2 separate regions of the Homo sapiens genome follow, and region 2 is linked to region 1. The links are chromatin loops, found by intact Hi-C in ENCODE. Cell type or tissue: heart left ventricle. All regions are shown on one strand. Each heading gives the region's core, and the rest is flanking DNA. Links, peaks and the distances in the headings are about the cores only. Region 1 overlaps GCLC-AS1 (GCLC antisense RNA 1). Region 2 has its middle 41 kb from the start of GCM1.

Region 1 (2,921 bases), core at 325-2,824:
GACTTACTAACATGAGAACAGTATGGGGGAAACCGCCCCCCATGATTCAATTATCTCCCACCAGGTCCCACCCACAATACGTGGGAATTATGGGAGCTACAATTCAAGATGAGATTTGGGTGAAGACACAGCCAAACTGTATCATAGCGTGGCGAATGTGTTGAAAAACTGCATTTTTATGCCCTTTTAATACATTACACTTTCATCATGGCAAATGAAAGCAGTTTAAAAGCCAACATCTCAATCAAAAGTGATTCATTCTGAAGTTCCTAGGAAGTTTATCAGCATTGTGTTGGGACAGGATACAAGTACTTCTAGCATAAAAGCAAAAGTATAGAACTGAGTTCCAATCTTAATATTTATACATACTAGCTGGGTGACTTTAGACTTTGTCTATATATCATCTGTGAAATAGACATGAGAACACTTCGCCGATTTGCTATGTGGTGGAAATAAGGCAATGTACATAAAAGCAAAGGACATAAACTGTTCAGGCAAGCCATGTTTGCTCCCTACTCTGCCCCTGGAGAGTGTGACAACACTATTATATTAAAGACGACACAACCTGCATCTACTTTCTACCAGTATATAACACACATTTTCTTAATAGTCTCCTTTGAAATAATTTAGCCTTCCAAGAATGCAATGAAGTCAGCAGAGAAAAACAATCATACTGATGACTTAGGATCTAAAATTTCTAGAAAATGAAACATGAGAAGCTCTTCATATGTTTTTATCACCTCTCAAACAGTCCTGGTGAGTTTCCCAGAACCTTTTTTGGCTTTGTCCAAAATAAAGCCATGTGTTTTGAATACTATTGGTCTTTCTGCAAAGTAGAGACGCTTGGCATATTCAGAAATTTTGGATGCAAGTGACAGAAAACCCCCACACCCACCAGCTTTAGAAAAAAAGAAAACCTACCAGCTAATATCACAGAAACGTCCAAGAGGTGGCACTAGCTTCAGGCACAGGTTATTGGCTCAAATGCTCTCAAGTCCCGTCTCCCGATTCCTGGCTTACACCTTCCACTATAACGGTTTCACTCTCAGGCAGGCTTTCTCCATAGAGCACACTCCCCCAGTGCCCAGCCCTATCCAGCAGCTCCAGCAACGCCAGGCATGCATTACAGTAGCTGGGCAACCCCAGTGGAAAAGAGCCTCTCATTTGCCACAAGTGTATAGGAAAGTCTGGGTCTGTCTGAGTTTGTGCAGAATCATGATGTGATTCTCTAATGAGTCAGGAGACTGGGGTTCTAGTTCTGACTCTACAACTAGTGTTTGTATGATATTAAGCAAGTCATTTCCTTTCTTTGGACCTCAATTGTCTCATCTATAAAACAGAGGAATAAAATCTCAATGCCATCTTGAGTCAGTTTTAGAGCTAACAACATTTCTTAAGTTATCCACACTAAAAACTGTTTCCTCTGGAAGTTTGATAATAGTGCCCTCTAGCGATCTTTTCAGTAGGTGCCTTTTTATTTCATTTGGTGTACAAATATTCCTCAATTCACAGAGACATTCAGAGCGCATTTGCTATAAAACGAAATTCCACATCGAAATATATTTTTCCATTCTCATTTTAAAATAGAAATATGCTTGTGCTCCAAAATAAGTAGCTAAAACTGTGGATTTCACATTTATTACTGTTTTAGCTGCATCTTGGTCGTTCGGTTATATTGTACTTTCATTGTTGTTCTTCGTACGTGTTTTCTACTATCCCTTGTGATTTCTTCTTTGGCCATGGGTTACTTAGTAGAATGTGGCTTCATTTCAAAACCTTTGGGAATTTTCTAGATGTCTTTTTTATTATTGATGTCTAGTATAGTTTCATTTTGATCATAGAATATTCTGTTATTTCAATGTGTTGAATGTTTGACCTTTTAATAGCCCAGGGTACAGTCTTTCTTGATGAATATTCCATGTACACTTCAGAATAATATATAATTGGTGTGTATAGTGTGTAGTTTTCTTTAGTAGTTGAATTTTTGATAATGTTCTTCAAATCATCTGTATCCTTGCTGCTTTTCTTTGCCTACTTTTTTTTCAATTACTGAGAGTGGAATGTTAAAATCCCAAAATTTGATTGTGGATTTGTCTGTTTCTCTATAGTTTTGTCAGTTTTTGCCTCATACACTATGAAGCTCTGTTAGGTATCTTCACACTTAGGAATTGTATGTCTTCTTGATGAATTGATCCTTCTATCATAATAAAGTATCCCTTTTTAATCTCTAGGAATACTCTTGTTTTGAACTTTACTTTGTCTGATATTAATACTCCATGTCAACTTTCTTACAATTAGTGCTTACATAATAAATATTTTCTATCTTTTTACTTGCAAACTAGCTATGATTTTAGAATTAAAGTGTTTCCCTTTAAACAGCTTCTAGTTGGGTCTTTCTTTTTTTATCCTTTTTAATGGAAGTGCTTAGTTCATTAACATTTACTGTAATAATTGATATGGTTGAGTTTAAGTCTACCATCTTGTTAGTTTCCTATTTGTTTCTAATGTTCTCTTTCCTTTAATGCACTTTTCCTGTCATCTTTTGGTATCCTATTTTATGTCCTCTATTAATAATATCTTGTATTTAAAAATGATTTCTCCAAACAACCCCATCAAAAACTGTGCAAAGGATATGAAGAGACACTTCTCAAAAGAAGACATTTATGGGGCCAAAAAACATGGGGAAAAAGCTCATCATTACTGGTCAATACAGAAATGCAAGTCAAAACCAAAATGAGATAGCATCTCACACCAGTTAAAATGGTGATCATTAAAAAGTCAGGAAACAACAGATGCTGGAGAGGATGTGGAGAAATAGGAATGCTTTTACACTGTTGGTGGGAGTGCAAATTAGTTCAACCATTGTGGAACACAGTGTGGTGATTCCTCAAGGATCTAGAACCAGAAATACCATTTGACGC
Region 2 (2,921 bases), core at 329-2,828, 390 kb after region 1:
TCCTAAACCCTGCCAGTACTGCTCCTGGTGAGAAAGTGGCAAGGAGACACTAAGAACCCCTTCCTAACATACCAATGTCCCACAGCACGTATGGAGAAGGATGACCGGGGCACCCATTAGTCAATGATATATACTAAGCTAGTGAAAGTAAACAGTGGTTATCTCTGATGGTAAGTTTATGGGCAATTCCAAATTTCTTTTAATGCCTCTCTGCATTTGCCAGAATTGATATATTAATGTTTGCCAAAAAATGTGAAAAACTCACAGGTGCTTCCCAGTCTGCTGTGCCATTGGAAAATGTAGGAAGAAAAGACAAAAGAATATTGGCTGTCTCAGAAAGACTTCAGTAGGAATGGTACCAAAATTAAAAAGATTTACAAAAAAAAAAAAAAACTTAAAAAGATTAGGGGGAGAGCTGTACCATGCCCCTTCATGCAGCTGGCCCTCAGGGTACAAGCAACAAAGTGGCCACATGAGCAGCTGTTCTCACGTCAAGAGAAACCTGCTTAATGACAGTCTTGGTAGGAGAAGAAGAGCCTGTTCCAAAACTTGTTCTTTCTTAAAGTTAAGGCTCTTGATCTTTACTTTTCTCCTGACTCTTCAAGTTCTTCAGGATTATTTTTCCTAACTCAGAAGGTCTGCTTCAAATGCTGCTATTTCTTGTTGAGTTGGGGCAGGGGGCACGCAGGGCTAGGAATAGGAATTTGCTATTTATAATCTCCATGACCTCTATAAAGGTCATCTTTTCTACTCTATCATTAAGAAAGAAACAGGCTGTACTTTTTCTTACTCAATTCTGCTCAAGATTAGAGCTCTCAAAACAGATGTATTGAGACGTCATTCAGCAATTACAGGAAGGCCATTAGATTTTTGGAAGGAGCATTACTTTGTGGGACATTTAAGGCTTTCTTGCTCTCGACCATTTTGGCTGTTTCCAAGCTAGTGTTTTTCTGTTTGTTTGTTTGTTTTTTTGAGATGGAGTTTCGCTCTTGTTGCCCAGGTTGGAGTGCAATGACATGATCTTGGCTCACTGCAACCTCTGCCTCCCAGGTTCAAGCGATTCTCCTGCGTCAGCCTCCCAAGTTGCTGGGATTACAGGTATGCGCCACCACACCCAGCTAATTTTTTTATTTTTTAGTAGAGACGGGATTTCACCATGTTGGCCAGGCTGGTTTCTAACTCTTGACCTCAGGTGATCCACCAGCCTCGGCCTAAAGTGCTGGGATTATAGGTGTGAGCCATCGCGCCCGGCCCAAGCTACTGCTTCTTAATCGAATGTTTCCAAAGACAAGGTTGGGCATTTGCTTTAATTTTACCTTATACTCTGTTGTGCTTCCCATCTCCTCCTGCACTTTAACTCAGGCTCTGTGGACTGACTTAGGGTTTCCCAATATTCAGAATTTTCTCTTGGCTCTTAGAGGCAATTGCTCAGGCCCTTTTGACTACTGTTGTGGGGCTGCTCCTGGGTAGGGTTAGGAAATCATTGAAATTTGCCTACATACTATCAAGATTTCCCACAATCTCCCAAACCTTCCTATTTGCATCAGTCTTTGGCGCATCACTACCTTTCATTTATTTCCCCTAAGCTACCCAAAGCCTGAGTGCTACTCTAGACTTGCAAATTCTTTCCTGTATTAAGGGCAGTCTCATCCGCTGGTGGGTGAGGAACACAGGGTAACTATTTGGCATACTTGCCTCTGCTTCCCAATCCTGTGCCCAGAGCAGGCATCGCTGATCAGTCAGCCATGGCACGCATCCCTACTGAGTTGACTCAGCAGCAGAATATTTCTTAACCAGCACTTCAGACAACCACTACCAATGGATCAAGCCCAGCCATTGATTTAAGTTGAAGCTTAACTTGCTGTAGTGTAAAGGGATTGCTCCTATAAACTACATAGTTGAAATGGCTCACAAGTACAGTCTTAGGGTTGTTGTTTTGAGATTTATGATTTTAGAGTCTGCTTTCTGGCATCTCCCAGTCATTGGTCCCTTCTTAGTACAGAGCTATTTTCTCAACTGACCCTAAGTGTTACTGTCCTTTTAGATAATAATAGATTCCATATGGAGAGCCTATTATGTGCTGGGACCTAACATCTGTAGTATTTATTGCCATAGCAACCCTGCAGGTAGTTTTCATTATCCCCAGTTTACAAATGAGGCTCCAGGTGGTAAGTGACTTTGACTAAGTAGATGCTGGTAAGGGTGGGTGTTCAAACTCAGGGCTGGCTAGGCATAGTGGCTCATGCCTGTAATCCCAGCACTTTGGGAGGCTGAGGCAGGCAGATCACCTGAGGTCAGGAGTTCAAGACCAGCCTGGCCAATATGGTGAAACCGCATCTCTACTAAAAATACCAAAAAATTAGCGGGGCATGGTGCCCCTCTAGTCCCAGCTACTCAGGAGCTGAGGCAAGAGAATCCCTTCAACTCAGGAGGCCACGCCACTGCATTCCAGCCTGGGCGACAGGGTGAGACCCCATCTCCAAAAAAAACAAACAAAAACAACTAAAAACCCAGGGCTATCTAACCCCAAAGTCCGGATTCTGTCCACTGTTTTATGATACTTCCCTACTTCTCCTGTCAAATTCTGAGTTAGAGGAAGGCCTTACTCGTTCATGTCTGGGTAGAATATGATTCTTTCTTATTCAGGTCCCCAGGGACCTAAAGGAATCATGTTTAAGATTTAAAGGCTCCAAAGCTGAAAGATCCAAAGCTGAAAGATCTGTAGAGGCCTCAGTGTTGGTAGTTCTCACTTGCTCTGAATGGTCCTAGCATCTACTAGGTTTGAATTGGGGGCACCCAGGCAAAGAACTCCTCTGACACAGTGTTGGTAGAAGCCACAGAAGTCTTCCCTCCACTGCAATGGTTAACTATAATGATCTGATTGGGAATCAGCTCACATTTACTGAGTATCTGCTAGGGTC

The links. Peaks named below come from ENCODE experiments on the same cell type or tissue, not always from the same donor. Only the 100,000 strongest peaks of a DNase experiment are listed, where the experiment ranks them.
Region 2: a loop joins it to region 1, with 3 times the contacts of the local background. A loop is called at or near these places in 23 of 110 quality-filtered maps.

What each region holds. Positions count from the first base shown.
Region 1 is chr6:53,491,637-53,494,557 of GRCh38, reverse strand. All of the region lies in intron 3 of GCLC-AS1 (GCLC antisense RNA 1), which reads right to left. Among named protein-coding and RNA genes, the nearest start is that of GCLC, 52 kb to the left of the region's middle. In heart left ventricle, for the core only: a CTCF peak has its summit at 1,449 (motif pointing left); no DNase peak of the experiment used is centred there; H3K4me3 peaks cover 529 bases.
Region 2 is chr6:53,106,115-53,109,035 of GRCh38, reverse strand. No RefSeq gene overlaps it. Among named protein-coding and RNA genes, the nearest start is that of GCM1, 41 kb to the left of the region's middle. In heart left ventricle, for the core only: no CTCF peak of the experiment used is centred there; no DNase peak of the experiment used is centred there; H3K27ac peaks cover 206 bases.